2 separate regions of the Homo sapiens genome follow, and region 2 is linked to region 1. The links are chromatin loops, found by intact Hi-C in ENCODE. Cell type or tissue: PC-3. All regions are shown on one strand. Each heading gives the region's core, and the rest is flanking DNA. Links, peaks and the distances in the headings are about the cores only.

Evidence for each region. Peaks named below come from ENCODE experiments on the same cell type or tissue, not always from the same donor. Only the 100,000 strongest peaks of a DNase experiment are listed, where the experiment ranks them.
Region 2: it touches region 1 in a loop (10-fold over the local background); 19 of 110 quality-filtered maps call a loop at or near these places.

What each region holds. Positions count from the first base shown.
Region 1 is chr3:105,514,650-105,523,111 of GRCh38, forward strand. ALCAM (activated leukocyte cell adhesion molecule) reads left to right here. Exons shown (of 16, transcript NM_001627.4): 2 at 5,418-5,518. Among named protein-coding and RNA genes, the nearest start is that of ALCAM, 150 kb to the left of the region's middle. In PC-3, for the core only: CTCF peaks have their summits at 2,502 (motif pointing right) and 4,377 (motif pointing left); a DNase peak (open chromatin) is centred at 4,362.
Region 2 is chr3:104,593,246-104,601,707 of GRCh38, forward strand. No RefSeq gene overlaps it. Among named protein-coding and RNA genes, the nearest start is that of ALCAM, 770 kb to the right of the region's middle. In PC-3, for the core only: a CTCF peak has its summit at 3,500 (motif pointing right); DNase peaks (open chromatin) are centred at 2,986, 3,516 and 5,806; H3K4me3 peaks cover 1,067 bases; H3K27ac peaks cover 1,752 bases.

The sequences.
Region 1 (8,462 bases), core at 2,004-7,003:
AAAACATAATCCTGGGTACTACTAGTAGTTTATAATTTAGTAACATGGGCATTTTCCCTCTGAAGATTATTCCACAGTGGCAAGTGGTGGGGGGAGGAGGAAGGAATAATTACTATTTATCTTATTTGTAGGCCTCACTCAATTATATCTACATTATAATGTATAACACTTGAGAAAGGCAATGCAGAAAATGAATTTTGAATAAACATATCCCTACTTCAGATGCAGCAGACCCAAATTGGCCTCTAACTACCCCCATTTGTTGAAGGAAAATTAACAAAGAAAAAGAAACGAGAAAAAGCCCTTCTTTCTATTTCACAAAATGACATTAGATTTCATCAGGTAACTTCTCTAACTCAGCATCCCTTCCAAATTACTTGGCAGTTATAGCCCTTTGTATCTCACACACACACACATGCACAAATGCACACACAGAGAACTTACTTTATATACCTCATGACCTTGATGAGAATCTTAAACTCTTGTTTATACAATAAAGTATGGGAGAAGCTGAGAGATAAGATAACTCCATGTGATTGAATCATAAAATCTCAGGTTTGAAAAAAATACCTTTTTCACTCTATCAGTAGAACTATGATATTTTATCAGTCTTTGTCATTTTTGTAAAAAGATTGGGAATCCACTTCCTGAAGTCAGGAATTAATCCCTCATTGTGATTTAATATGTTTCTGTGTGGCAAACAAATTTGATAATAACCAGATACTATCATGTATCATTCTGCTTCTATCCCTTAGCTTGTGTTCAGTGATTATTTAGTCCTATGCTAAGATTCTATTTTTCCAAAAATTCCTTTATTGGAAACCCAGTTTAATCACATGTGAGAAACCAATGGCTGAAGGTTTAAACAAGTGATTCTGATTTGCATAAGGTTTGGTGGGCAATTTTGCCTCCCAATGGGTATTTGTCATGCCTGGAGACTTTTTGGCTGTCATAACTGGGGGAAGAGTGGTGCTGTCATCTAATGGGTAGAGGCAAGGCTACTGCTAAACATCCTGTAATATACACAGCAAAGCACTCTCACGATAAAGACTTATTTGGTCCAATAGTGACCAGGTTGAGAAACACCGCTATAAACTAGTGTTACAAAATATTTGCATTTTCTTTAGAGTTGTACATATCCTAATTCATTAGTGAAACAAATAGGAGCATTAGCATGTCTGTCAAAATTAGTAAAAAAATATGAAAGTAATTTCTAAGGATAAACTTCTCATTTCTATCTGCCTCCTCAGGGACAGTTCATTTGTTCAAATAAGTCTCTGTAAAATTTTTGTGAAACCGGCATTTAGTTCTTATAAGTTCTGAGTCCATTGTAGTTGCAGTTAACCCTTTTATGACACTTAGCAGAGCTAGAGCTCAAAACTTCTTTTACGGATGATGATGCTATTAATGTATTGGTTCAATAAATAATAATTAACCAGGCTAAATTACAGCATGTGAAAATAGACTGTCTAATTCTCATTCTATTTTCTGTATTATTTGATGTTCTTCTGCTTGAAATGTGGTAGCAGATTCTGAATTTTAATCTACCTCAATTCAAATGTCTATATGTCAGGAATGCAAAGAGAATGATTCCTCTGAATTTGGCAGTTAGTTTTATGGAAAAAAGCATTTGTCACCAAAATGGCCAAAATTACATTTTTATTATTTCAATTAGAAATAAAATGTTTACCTAACTTCAAAACATTACCAGAGTCTGTTTTCAGTGCCTCTTTTAAATCATTTTCTATACAAAACATATTACTGTAACTAGCTTATATTTTATCGTCACTTGCCTGAGATTCTATATATCAGAATTACTTCTTTAAGAGATTTTTCTTTTCCTGTGCTCACCGCATTGAATTTCCATTAATACTTCTATGTAACCTTTGTAATTCTATTGTTCTTTACCTTTGGTTAATAACCTTTTATTTAAAAATGCCTAAATAATTACACACTGCTTCTCAAGTATGACACATTTTATATCGTATTGTATGTTAAGACATTTTAATAGCAACAGTAATAATAAGTCATAAAATGTCTTAAATTTATAAACACATTTAATACAGAAGGTTCTAGTCCAATTTAAAGTTTCTTTTGACCTGTGCTTATACACACAGCCATAACACATACAGAACACACTTATACATTCCCACATTGGTTTACACTTGACATTTAGCCTCTTTCAGGAAGGATGTCACAGGCATTCTCTATGTCCAGTAGTGCCCGATAATCTCTAGGCTACAAAACCATGAATAATTTAACTAACAAATATTACAGGGAGAAAATTGCAAGGGAATTCTAGTAAGCTAAACTCAATTTTTAGACTTGGCAATTCAAAGATAAAAAGCTGTTTCTTCTATGAAAAATGTAAACAGAATCATTCGAGTTGACAGGTACTTTGGGTCTCACTGGCACTTCATCTCAAAGATTAAGATATCACTAGAAATTAGGACGTAATTTATCACCAAATCACCATGGTCTTTGTAGCGACTTTATCCCTAGGGGGCGCGAGATGTTAGCTCTCCCACAGATGCAAGCCTTCAGTCCTTCTGTCAGATGAACTTGGGAGTCAGTATACTCTCACAAGAAGAGAGAAGTTGATTATTATAGCAAACTTGAAAATTGATTCTAAAATAAGCACGATTATGGCTTCTAACATGCCATCCAACTTACTGCCACTCATTCTGCCCTAGGCCTTATGTCTGTAATTGTTGGCTTTTTACCTACTGCCCTCTGTCTAGTGTGGTATCTTATTTCTTTGTGTTCGTCCTGCTCTTCAAAGTTCTTTCCTGGCTGAGGATTTGGATTTGGATTTGGAGCTGTCATTAAAAGACACCATTCATGAATTTCCAATACTTGAATAAACAACTTTTACTTTACGGTCATCACAAGTGAAGAAAGGGACATTTCATGATATCATTTGCAAATTAGGGAGCACAAGTAATCAATCTTTAATTTCTCTTTAAAGGGAAGGGAAAATGTTCTCTCTTGTCATTCCATCTGTGAATTCCTATAAAATGTGTTTGCTGTTTGTTTCTCCTCAAGACAGAGCTTGCCACCCAAAATCAAAATCCAAGTTCTCTACACATCCAAGATAAGATATGAATGGCTTTAGAGTATGTGGCAGAAATGAGAATTCTCAAAATTCCAGTGTTGTCAACTGCTCTCTGATTTTCCAAAATGTTAGTTTGATAACCAAAATGGAAAGAACTCCAGAGTCATTTTAGTAGGTGCCCATTAGATGCTAGGCGTTGTTTCTGGAGATACAAAGCTTAAAAATACATGATCTCTTCCCTGTTCTGATTGTGCTTTCATCATGCCAATACACTATGTATTTGAAATTCATAGAGCTTTAAGACTCATTATAAAATATTATGTATATGTAGCACATTAAAGTTCTATAGAGAAGAGAAAAGAAAAATGGTCTGTGAGAAAGGGCAAAGCATTAAATTCTTGGAAAAGGAATTTTCTTATTTCCCTTTACCTGGCAAAGGATTCACTTCATTGGTACCTAAGCTCTGTAAACTGTTTTCACTCCTTGGCCAATCATGAAAACACTGTTAGTTGCCAAAGGAAGGTATGATTTCAAATAATAGGAGACAATTACAGGTGCATGCCCTGACATAAATTAAGGTATAGAGATGGATCCTCTCAAAATTATTACATATTCAAGTGCCTTGTTATAAGCTGATGAAAAAACAAAATATGAAATTACAAAATGGTTTCCTTGGCTTTGCAGACCTCTACCTGTGAAGTGTATGAACAAGACTTAATACACACAGCAGAAATTCCACATTTAGGAGCCAAATATCACAGAGAACAAGTAATGTCATGTGCAATAAAGCAATTTCCTAAATGTTATTAGTCTGCATGTCTGCAGCCACCTGTCTAAAGCTCCTTTATTTTTATTTTAACAAAGTTGAATAAAAAAATTTCTTCATTTACAGTCTTATGCTTGGTTTGATGTTAAAAGGGATTATAATTGCAGTATAGAGAACACAAAACAATTTTAAAATTATAGAGATAAATTTTTATTATGAGACTGAACATATGATAAGCAATTTGAAGTAAACCTCATGTCTCAAGTAGTAAATGAAAATGCATTCTCACTTTGCATATTTGGTATTCTGTCTTAACAATGTTAAAAATGCTGAAAACTAGTTGTTATGTTGCATATTTACATGAAGTGTGTGTTCTTTGTTATGTTTCTGTTCACTGGGGCAAAATTCTTAACCTTAAATGAAATTTTGGTATACATGGTGATTGATAGATAACAGTCGAAAGATGGTATCCTCCCAGTCCTGTTTCTTCAGAAAGTCAGAAGATGGTTTTATTTATGTGTTGCAGATTGCCGTCGCTTTGCATTTTAGCACCACCTGGTGGACAAAATATCATTTGTTTTTTTCTCTACTGTTTAAAGTAGCCCCTTCACACTCTATACCCGATTATGATACACCTTAATAGACATTCAGCTGTGTAAGTTCTAAATTTTAAAGATTGTTGTAAATAAACTAAGGTTAAAAAATTGAAATGTTTCCCAAGTACTATAACCAATTTAAATGCCTGGGTTTTTTTAACCTTCATAAATATATCCAGATTTGAATAATGCTTTTCATTCATATGCAAAAATTGCTTCTTTCCACATTTTAATTTTTTATTGTTTATATTTTTTCTTAATATAGAATTAAATAAGATGAGGCAGTTTTCTGTATGTACAAAATTGTGGTTTAAATTATATTGTCTTCCAAAAATTCACATAATCACTTTGTAAATAGCACTTTATGAAGCATGTTCATACTATAAATTCTTACTATGCTAATATTTTATACAAAATTAAATTAGTATTTTAATTTATACTACTACAAAATAAGCCACTTTCCCCTTATAAATAAAATTCAGTTGTGGTCTTATGTGTATTAATTCTCAGTTTTTAATAGTTTTTTGAATTTTACAGAAGAAAAATTTGATAATATTTTCAAATGAAAAACACAAATATAGTTAAAGCTAGTTTTGAGAATTTTAATCATGTTAGTCTTTGTGTAGTCCCACATTTCTATAAAATATGGTGGAAATTATTTCTATGAAATACAGTAAAGAAGATAATTCATCTGCAGATTCCACGATGTTCCTTTGGAATACACCACTTACCTGTTCTCTAGTAAAATTGGAGATCTGCAAATTTTGATTGTGTGATAGTCAAGGATTCAAACATTCAGTAGCTAAATAGAAAGGTGGTAATTTTTAAATGGAAAATATATTCTAGTCTCATACCTTTTGTATACCATTTAAAATAAAACTATAGCAGATGACAACCTTCATCGACATGCATCTTGAAGTTATTTGTCATTTCAAGAAAGCATTTAAAATTTTGTTCTCTCTCTCTTTCTCTCTTCTTCCTTTTTTTTTTTCCCCCAAAGGCCTTGGATGGTATACTGTAAATTCAGCATATGGAGATACCATTATCATACCTTGCCGACTTGACGTACCTCAGAATCTCATGTTTGGCAAATGGAAATATGTAAGTGTGACCTACCTGGGACTTGGTTAATTGCCCTTGTTCTTTTAAATAAAATTCTTTCTGTGAGTAACTGTGAATTTCAAATTAACCTAAATGCAATATTAAACTGTGAGTACAAATGTAGGAAGGTAAAATTGTGTGGAATATGGCAAAAAAATAATTCCTATCTTACATAACAAATGATATTTTAAAATAAAGCCAATAAACACATAGTTCTTAGAATGTATTAGTCTGAAAGATTCCACCTTAAGTGTTAGAGGCAAAGAAAAAAGCAGAGTTCCAGAATAAATCAGTGGATTATAGGACAGACCTCAGTGGAGGATGGCAACCTTTCTTCATTTGTTCATGTTCTACTTGATGTGGTTATTGCAAAGACAAGATATATCAGTAGATAGAGCCTTAGACAGTCTTTCGGAATTAATCATCAGTATTACAAGCTTGATTCTGGCATTTAGCCTTAAAAATGTGTTGATGCTATAGGTCTTTTTTATATTTAACGGTGTTGATTTTTTCCCATATTTCTTGCAGATAGTAAAATCAAATCTTCTCAGGTATGAAGGTACAAGTGGGTCTGAAAATGGAGGGTAGAGATCCTGGTAGGGAGATGTGGAATGGCTATGTAACTTTGAGTAATAAAATGTCTCAATTTAATTAATCAATATTAATGCAAAGTGTTTGTGTGGTACAATTTCCCAATGCTGGACCACAGGAGACTCATGACAGTCTGCAAGCTTCAAGTAGATATGTTTCCCTGGACACAATATCAAAATTTCCCTAGCTCCTTGAAATGTTAAAAGGTATTTGCAAAGGAAAAGAATTTGATGGTCAAATACTTTACAAAAAGTTTATTGCGGCCGGGCGCGGTGGCTCACGCCTGTAATCCCAGCACTTTGGGAGGCCGAGGCGGGTGGATCATGAGGTCAGGAGATCGAGACCATCCTGGCTAACAAGGTGAAACCCCGTCTCTACTAAAAATACAAAAAATTAGCCGGGCGCGGTGGCGGGCGCCTGTAGTCCCAGCTACTCGGGAGGCTGAGGCAGGAGAATGGCGTGAACCCGGGAAGCGGAGCTTGCAGTGAGCCGAGATTGCGCCACTGCAGTCCGCAGTCCGGCCTGGGCGACAGAGCGAGACTCCGTCTCAAAAAAAAAAAAAAAAAAAAAAAAAGTTTATTGCATCACTTCTCGGAGTCTTTCATATGTAAAATGCATTAAGAATTGTCTGAGGGTCATAGTTTGATTCATTGCTTAGATTTATTTGACCACACAACTTTTTTCCTCAGATATCTCCAAGAACAAACATTCTGCAGAACACACTGTAAGAAATGTGCTTAAGCTTGCACTCAAGGGGTGGTTTAACACAGTCTTTTAAAATATAGGTTCTGAAATCAACAGGTTCCACAATGTGCTCACTGTGAGATTCTGGGCAGAGGAATTAATCCCTATTTTTTCATCCATAAAATGAGATAAAAATATCTTCCTCATAGTGTTGTTGTCAGAGTACCCGAAGAAATTGATATCAAAATACTTACCTAGTACTTGTCGTGTAGTAATCATTCAACAAAGTGAACTCGTGTCTGTGATGCTGCAGAATCCTAACCATACTATGCTCGTGTGAGTGGGAAATGAAAGGAAAGGAAAGGAAGGTGGTAAGGCAGCACAGCATTTCTCTGTAGCCTCCTTCTATTTAGTATCCAGTTCACTCGAGGTAACTTTGAACTATTTCTGGTTTCCTATAAATGTGGAAATGTGAAGTTAAGGCCTCTGAGGACAGAGTCTATTAGTGCCAACAAAATTCCAAGTGCCTGGGAGACTACCACACAATGCACTTGTTCAATCAAATTTGCTGCCAAAACAAATGGAGTCAGGTGATGGCAAACTTTGATGATCATAGAAAATTCTAACTATAACCCAGGGAGTAGCATTCACCCAGGGAGCAGCACAGTTAGTGAAATGTGGGAGTTAGTAAACCCAGGGAGTAACACAGTTCAGTAAACTGAACTGGCACAGTGGCACTGGAAATCAAACAATAATGGCAATTTTCAAATTTTTAGTTCAGCAAAAGTCTTCAGCAATAAACTGAAATATATTTGAGGCACTATATGCTCTAAAGTCAATCTTGATTTGCAGAAATCAAACAATAATGGCAATTTTCAAATTTTTAGTTAAGCAAAAGGCTTCAGCAATAAACTGAGATACATTTGAGGCACTATATGCTCTAAAGTCAATCTTGATTGCAGAAATGCTAAAATAGAGCATTTGCAATGCTCTAATTTAATGTAACCACCTAAAAGACAAAGGAAAGTTTTGGAAAAATGAGCCGAAGTAAACATAGAGAAGAAATGGCCTGATTTCTCCTGGATCATATTGTAAACTCCCTGTGAATGGAGATTACAGCTCCCTATTCACTCCTCCCAACCCTACTCCTGACACCTCCTCACCATTATCTGCCATAGTGCCTGGTGCAGAAGAGGGATTGAAGGCTATCAAGAGTGGTACAGTGTAACCATAATGAGGCCAAGCTCTAAGCTCAAATTTTTGCTCTGCTAAGATTTCCCAGCCAAGACCTTGGAAAGTTACTTAACCAAACTCAACCTCCATGGTCTAGTCTGTAGATGAGGCTAATATTTAAGTTTAACTTATAAGGCTGTTATGAATATTAAAACCAATTACTGCATAGAAAGCCCAAAGAAGGCCGGGCACGGTGGCTCACGCCTGTAATCCCAGCACTTTGGGAGGCCGAGGCGGGCGGATCACGAGGTCAGGAGATCGAGACTATCCTGGCTAACAGGGTGAAACCCCGTCTCTACTAAAAATACAAAAAAATTAGCCAGGCGTGGTGGCGCGTGCCTGTAGTCCCAGCTACTCTGGAGCCTGAGGCGGGAGAATGGCGTGAACCCGGGAGGCGGAGCTTGCAGTGAGCCGAAGTTGTGCCACTGCACTCCAG
Region 2 (8,462 bases), core at 1,553-6,552, 920 kb before region 1:
ATGTCTCTCTCGTAGACACATACACATGCATGCACACACACACACAAACACCCTACACTAGAACAATCTATCCCTTCATTTAAACTGCATTCTGAAGTCCGAATTATCACTAGTTACCTAGCTAAGGCAGAGAACTATAACCATCTTCTCATCATAACCAAGCTCCATTGTGAAACCTTAAACTTGGGGGATGATTCCAACTCCCCAAGCAAGTCGATGCTATACATGAATGTAATCTATCCGTCAATTACTAAATTAAGTCTCAAATTACTATTCTGTTTCTGTTATTATGGGCCTCTAAAAAACTTGAAACACAAAGTGAGTGTTTAGAAAAATATGTAATAAAGCTCTTTTTTTTGAACCTTTACAATACAGAATGGTTGTCTTATGCTGCTTCTAAATCTGTCTCAGTGTTTTAGATAGAGTCCAAGATCTAAAAACTAAACACCCTTTAGTATTTAACCTCCCTATTAGAAGCATATACATAACCTCAACAAGCAGAATTATATGGTGCCCTTATCAATGACCTTAACAGTGTTCGTGAGAATGTAAGGAAATACACATTTGCATACACTATCGACAAAAAAATAATTCATACAAATAATCTGGAGAACTATTTGGCAAAGCCTTTAGAAATTTGAATCAAAACCTTTAGAAGTCCTTAACTTGTTTAACTTAGCAACTTTCCTTTTAGGGATTTATAAAGACAATCAGTTAAGTGTACAGAGACATATATAAGGGACATACACTACAGGGTAGTTTATGTTAACATAATGAAAACAATCTAAATGTCAATTGAAAGGGGACAAGTTAAATAAATCATGATATGTTTGTGGATAGAATAGTATGTAGCCTTTCCAAATGATGGAAGTGAAGCAAAGTAATTGCTGTAGCGTTATGTCTATGCTAATGTATTGGGGGAAAAGATGCATGCTATTAAGCAGTTCAATAACATCATCTTATTTTGTGATTGAAGAGACATTTTGTTTCTTGTATATGCAAAGGACAAGTCTGTAAAGTCTGGAACACAAATAAATCCATGCTATCAGTCTACTTTTAAATATTTTCTGAACATCTAAAATTGATTCTGTCTTACTTCTGTAATCAGGAAAAAAATTGTCATATTCATTTGATAAAATATGAAAATGCCATCAGAGATTCATTTGTTTTGACAGAAGGAAGCAAGTAATTTGAAGAGAGATACTGGATATTTTAGATGAATTCTAAAATGGAAATATAGGATTAATATGTTTTTACCTTTGTAATAAATAGAGAAGGGTTGGCGGTATGAAAGAACATATTCTAAAAGCAATGAGACCATATCTTCAGTGGCTGACATAAAAAACCATGTTTTATAGAATGTAGCAATGATAACTGGGTACACATGGATTCCATTTTAACTGTGTTTCAATAAATGCTTAGAAATATAGCTGGGAAAACTCTGTCAGAATCTATTAGTGGTTTCACTAACATAAATGTTAAAAACTTATTCCAGATGTTAGGATAAGTTGAATCTATTATCAGATTCCCTTGCCCAAATTGTTGAGATATTTACTTTTAGATTCCACGGCACATCATCCTACATTAGCTCATGTTTTAACTGCTATTATTCTTATTAACTTTTCAAATAATAGTATAATTAAATTTTAAAATTATGTAACTTAAATTATGATATCTAGTTACAGATATGTATTTGTATATACATAGGTAAATTTCACTTAGTAAACTTGTAATTTGTAAATGATCTCTGAAATCATGACTGTTATATTCTCTCCTATTAACTTCAGAGTTAAGAACCTTCACATTCTTGAAGTTACAGGCAAAGTAAAGAAAAGGTCCTACAGCGCTTGAGAAAGAATTACATTTTATTTGACTAAAATGAACCCTGTTAAATTATAAAGTGATTTTCTCCTTTCATGAGACTCTTTTGTAAGTTTTCATTTCAATTTTCAAAAGTGAGAACTATTATGCCCAATTATATCAAAAGAGTTTATAATTATTTTTAAATGCCTGAGTGTACATTAGTAAATAATGAAAGCATTTATAGCTCTCTTGCTTTTTAGTAAAGACATATATACATATATTCTTTCCTCCATATATATGTATGTGTGTATGTGTAGAAAATATTGTGATAATATAGATCATATATGTGTGTGTATATATGTCATACATATATACACACACATACATGGCAATCATATAGAACATGTCTTTATGACATGATCTATAAATCATACAGATCATATGTCTTTATGACCTATATACACATATATATGATCTATATGATTGCCATGTATGTATGTGTGTACATATGTCCATATATATGAAATATATATATATGAAATATTTTGATCTTTCATTTAAGTGGCTGGAAATAAATATTGAATGTCTATACTGAAAAAAATGATCTTAGGTTATATTGTTCTCAGAAAATGGGGCCCATTAGAAAAAAATATGAGAAATTAAATAAAACACTAACAAAAATAGATATTAGAAATTAAATAACACACTAACAGAAGGGTGAGCTGAAAAGGTCAGAAGCAGGGCAAAAAAGGGTAAATTATTGTCAAAGAGACATACAAGAGGAATAAGAAATAATAAGAGCATGAGAGGATCTAATATTAATTGATTTGAATTAAAGAACCCATCAGGACTCCTTTCATATGTTCTGGGGACCTAAGATCAAATCCATTTTTATTGAAGTATTTTCCCCTTTAATTCTTTTACTATCAAATAGGACCATCCCATTTAAACAAGTATCCTTTTTTATCTTTGGTCACTAGCTATTCACAATTTTCTTACCTAATATATAGGATCTTTAAGGTTTTTGACAGGGTGAAAGACATAAACAATACTCTTGATGCCAAAGTGTGAAATTATACCTAGTTCAATCTGTTTACTTTTGAATATTCACTTGTGAGCCCTGGACATACCAAGAGGCTGAGTATTCGCAGGCAAAATATAAGCAGAGGCCTCAGGGTCTGAATTAAAGATTGGGTCATTCTTTTTCTGTGTATATGGATGGGTGTGTGTGAGTGTTTGTATTGGTGTGATTTTCTGTGATTTGAGTTGCCATAGTGAGCACAGAGGGTTCACAGTGTTGTCACAGGGAAATAATTATAATACGTTGAAATGAGAAACAGGTAACATTTTTTTCTCATGATTTTTATTACTCTTGCTTAAAACATTTTTTTTTACCTGTGTTGGAATTGTTCCCAATATTGCTTTAGTATTGCTGGCATTAATTAGTAAAAACAAACTCTCACACAATTCTGTCTCTGTCATTGCTACCTTGCCTAGAACCACAAATTCTCTGGGTCATCAAAAAGAGAGGTTGTGATATTGCTAAAATGCCCTTCAAACTGTATACATCCTCTGAGGTGAGGTGTTATTAGCTCTTTTTGTCTTTAGGAAATTAAGAATTTTCTTAAAATTCTCAACTTTTATGTTGCTGTCCACCCCATGATGCCAGCTCACCTTCTTAAGCCAAAGCAATGTAATTCTTAGTCATCCAGCAGGTGGAGTTAGGTCGCCTAATCTCCACTAAATCGCAAAGAAAATGCTGAGAGGATGCTGATGTGTAACAGCCTGGCCTACACAGATAGAAATGCCTGTGTTTCTATACCAGGAAAGTTTAAATCATTCTGTTCCCTCTTTCTTGAACTGATTGAAAAATCTGTGATAGCTTGATCATTAGCCCTAAAATATTTATTTGAATGCTCTCCAAGTCAGCCCTATCTAATCTATCAGAGTAAAGAACAGAAAAAGAGGGGCATTTCTTGTTTCTGCTAATTCTTGAGCTCTTCTTTTTTTATGAGAATGCATTATGTGTCCGTTTAGAAAACAATGTTACCACATATCCATAAATCCAGGAACATATGAATGTAAATAGAGTCACACTAGCTCATAAGACAGAAACAAACCCGCACCTAGCATTCATCCCTGTCACTAATCAACACATATCTTCCACATGGGGCCCAAAGCATCTAGATTTTTACTACCAACGAACCCAAATGCTATTTATGTAGTGTGTGTTCTGAGGTGGAGTGGAAAGATGTGCACCCAGCTGGGGGTAAGATGCTTAAAGACAAAGAAGACAATGAAACTCACGTGCATTCTGGAGTAAACGCTATATAGGAGCCTGGTAAGAGTAATGAATTAACTTCTAACAAGAGCTTTTGAATAGAAACAGCATCTCCCAAATGTTTCTTAAGAAACTACCATAACTCCATGGTTTAAACACTTCTGATTTATTGCCTCTGCTCATCTTAAGGCTACTGTAGAGGACAATATGTAAAATATGCTCATGGGACCTAAGAAATTATCTGGTACAGGCCCAGGAAAACAAAAGAAGAAAGATTTAATTACAGAAGGTATATAATCTAAGTTTTATTGCCTCTAGCTGCTTCCTTAGCAGTGCTTTGTACATAATAATAGCTTATTCTATTTTTCCCACTGGGGAGGCAGAAAATAAAGTTAATATCATCCTTCTATCAGAAACATTAAGGCAAATTCATTCATTCTGAAATCTTATTCCTGGTGTATGTGAAGTTGGGGGTTAGATATGGAATACAGAGGAAATGAATATAGAGAAAGTAATTAATATTGCTTTATAATTTTTTCATATATATATTTCTATATACATAAAATATGTATAACATACTTGGCCAAAAACATTGTTCCAGCATCATTAATTCTTTAGAGGAAGGCATTTTATTTACATAGTGAGGAAGCCAGAATTCTCCTATATTGGTTGCACTAAGAGTTCATGTCCAGCACTAACATAAACTCAGGATATGGACAAACATGGCTGACGGGACCGTAAGAGTATCTAGGAGAAAGCTAAACTGCAACGACAACCTGAGTAATGTGAGTTTTCATCCAGGTCACCCATATAAGATCTAAAACCTAGAATATTTGGCCTAAGTTAGGGGAAGGAACAAAGTTCACATGACAATACTTTAAAAGATGTGACAGACAATTTGATTGTGTTCTTTTACATCTTAACCTTTATACAAAGGAGTTTTGTCATTATAGCAATTCAAAGAAAGAAAAACAACTAGAATGGACATAATTGAACAGAAATCGGAGAGGAGAGGTTTACTTATAGGTGAATAGTTTAAACAGAATTTAAACAGTTTATCAGTAAGTATTCTTGTCAGCAGACTGTTCTGAAACTTCTTGGCACAGATTTTTCCCTGTTCTCTTCCTGCTGCCTCCTATTAGATAGCTTCCTCTTCTTTATCCAGACAACTACTCCCTACAGCCTCTTTCTTTGCTTTGCTCATTGGATGGTGTGTATTTCTTCTAAAGAGATTACACTGGAGACTTGTTTCATTCACCTTCTAGGCACATGACATGACTTTCACCTTTAGCGAGCTTTCATAATGCTTTTAGCTGTGGAAAGTTACACAAACTAATTTATGTCTAAGGAAGCAAATAGATTAACTTAATGCCCTACAAAGGATATTATATGGCATTCAAAGGCATTCTTCAACAACATTAGGAAGACAATTTAAAAATGAATCTTCCCATTTCAGGGAAGGCTATGATTTTATTCAAATGAAATTTGGTACATTATCTATCCAATGGAGATCTCCAGGATTTGGAATTGCATACTGTAGTTAGTGTTAACCTTCATTTAATGACAATCAGCCAATGCAGAAAATGGGAAAATAGGGATGGCATTTTATGTGGCTTGATATTTTTGTGTTGGAAGACACTGTTTTCAATCAACAGGTGTGGTCTTCTAGGTCTGTTCTTACAAGAACTTCTGGCTGCTGTCCAGGTTACTCATAAGCTGCACCTGTCAGACACCAAAGTCTTCCATCTACCCCTCGAAGAGAAAAAGAGAGTGAGTAAGAGTGTTTTGACTCTTTCATTCTTTTATGAGTTTCAATTTAAAATGTTTATTTTATTCACACAGAGGCCCAGATTTCTTTCAGAGAACAAACTCATTACCAATGTCAGAACTCGCAAAACCTGCTGTTGGGTCTGAAACACACAAGTTTACCTATCAGCTTCCTCCCCCGCCTCCTACACCCACCCACTTTCAACCTGTTTCCAATATACACCAAACCTTCTCATAGAGCTTTGGCAGGGACCTGCTTTATGCATTGCTGTAGTTCAAACAGAGCAGAACAACAAACAAAGAATCTTTTTCCCGCACGTAACCATGAGTGGGGAAAATTATTCCCCTAAAGGACACACCCTGAAAAACAACAGTAAAGAAGATGGAATAAAGCGAACAGATTACTGCTTAAAAGCTCACACACCCTACCACATTTAAACTTTTCCCTCTCTTGCTGAGCAGCATTTTTTGTGTTGTAGCCTTATCTTTGTCAGTAAATTTTCCAGTGGCATTCCAAAAAAAAAAAAAAAAAAAAAAAAAAAAAAAGCACAAGATCAGACATTGGAGAAGAGATGCTGTAAGTTATAAAGAATAAAAGGGACAATAGAAATGCATTTCTGTAAGTAAAATCTTTAGTTCTACATTTGGCTTATGATCTCAAAGAAACTACAGTTTCATAGAGAACAGAGAACATATGTCCAACGTATCATGTAGCTCATTTTCCCACCCCTAACAGATCAATACCGATGGGATTTATTCTTATAGCCCCTGGACAGAGTTGATCCAGTACCTTTTTTTCTACATTTTTTCTTCTGGTGATCCCATCTTATAAAAATCCTCTGGCTTCTGACAAGTGTTCCAAATTCAACTGGATAGCAGCTTTAGTCGAATTCATCTGTCATAGACACTGAAAGGCATTTTTGTGTCTTGTCTTCGGTAAAATATGTTGCCAGGATGGTGGCTGGTGGCACCATGTCAAGTTTCCTGCCTTTTGCCTTCAAGTCCCTACCTTTGGCCATACTCTAATTTGAGCAGGTGAGTGATTTAGCAAGATTTTGGTCTACCGTTTTCTTGTTGTGAGTGGATCAGTTAACAAGGCCTGCAATTATCTCCCCACCAAACAACCTCAGTAATTACCACCAAGCACTCTGAAGCATTTAGATAACACCTTTCTTTTAGTGAAGGAAAAGTCCTAGGACTTTTTAAATGGTGTCAGATTTAGTATTATGTATCATATTAAATGAATGGGAAGGTGTAATTACTGTTGTTTTTTGCTGTTAAATTAATCGTCTTTACCTAGCCTCAATTTAAAATCAAGGTATGTAAATGACCTTTATGTTGGATATTTAGATACAATGTAGTCTTCAAATTAGAAACAAGGCCTTCATTAATTTCCAGGCACAGAAATCTTTTCTATGCATTGTTTGGGCCTTTCATTTCTGTGAAGTCATTTTAGACAATACCAGGTCTTTTCTGAAGAGAAATAGTTTTGTAAAAGCCAAGTGACATAAATCAAAAAGAAAAGGTAGCTATCTTCATCTGAAACTGTCAAGAAAAATTCTGGTCAATTTACAAGAGGGTGATTATAGCAAGGCCACTAAGAAATGACTTCTAGAAATTAAATATACCCATTTAGTTAAAGCATGATTTTGTAACTACTGAGTATTAGTGGCAAAGTTAAACTGAGTGCATTTTTACGATAAGTTTAATAATTGGACTGGGGAAATGTGGAGATGTAGAAAGATAGAGCTCCGGAGGAAAAAGGAGAGGCTGGGAGATGTGGAAGAAGAAAGATGTAAATAAATCCATGGACACTAACACCTATTCTATATTCAATCACATTTATAAAATAAAAATCAGAAACTTCTACACCTTTCTGCTCTTTCCTTGCACTTATTAAAAAAAATACAAAAACATTTCATGTCTAATGACTTAACCTTGCCAAACATAGTTCTCTATTTACCAATAACAGGATAGTATAATTATTATTATATATTATCTGTGTACATTATTTTACTCTGCTTCAAAAAGATATCAACAAAATGATAATTTTTTCAAGATTTTAAAAGATTGATGAGTCCTAGCTAGTTACACAAGAACAAAAAGTTTTCATTTGTTTTTCCGAACATATAAAAATATAACATTAAATAACAAGGGCCATTTATGGTATTAAGAAAAATAAAACTCTTGGTACTATAAATTATTTTTATAATTGTGATCACCTATATCACCTTTCTTTTTATATGTAAGCCTGTCAAATCGTGCTCATTTGTGTACCTAAATTGCAATGTATAGCATCTTACCATATGATATTCCTGTCTGGCTCAGAGAACCTGCTAACTCCCTAGGGCTCAATAAAATCTTATTTGTCTCATCTAATGAAAGGATTTCAAGCCAAAACCCTCAAGCCAAAAACAATGTGATAGTACTCTCTAAACTCTGGACATTTCAGTACAATAATTCCTTTAGAAAAGACAAAAAATAGGAGGCTTCTCTTCCCTGTTCCTGTCTTTGCAGTGTTGCTGATCAAAGACAGGAAGCTGAGTGTCTAGGAATACCTTAGTAGACTGGATTTATGACGAATACTTTATTCTTGCTATTTTTGGTTATG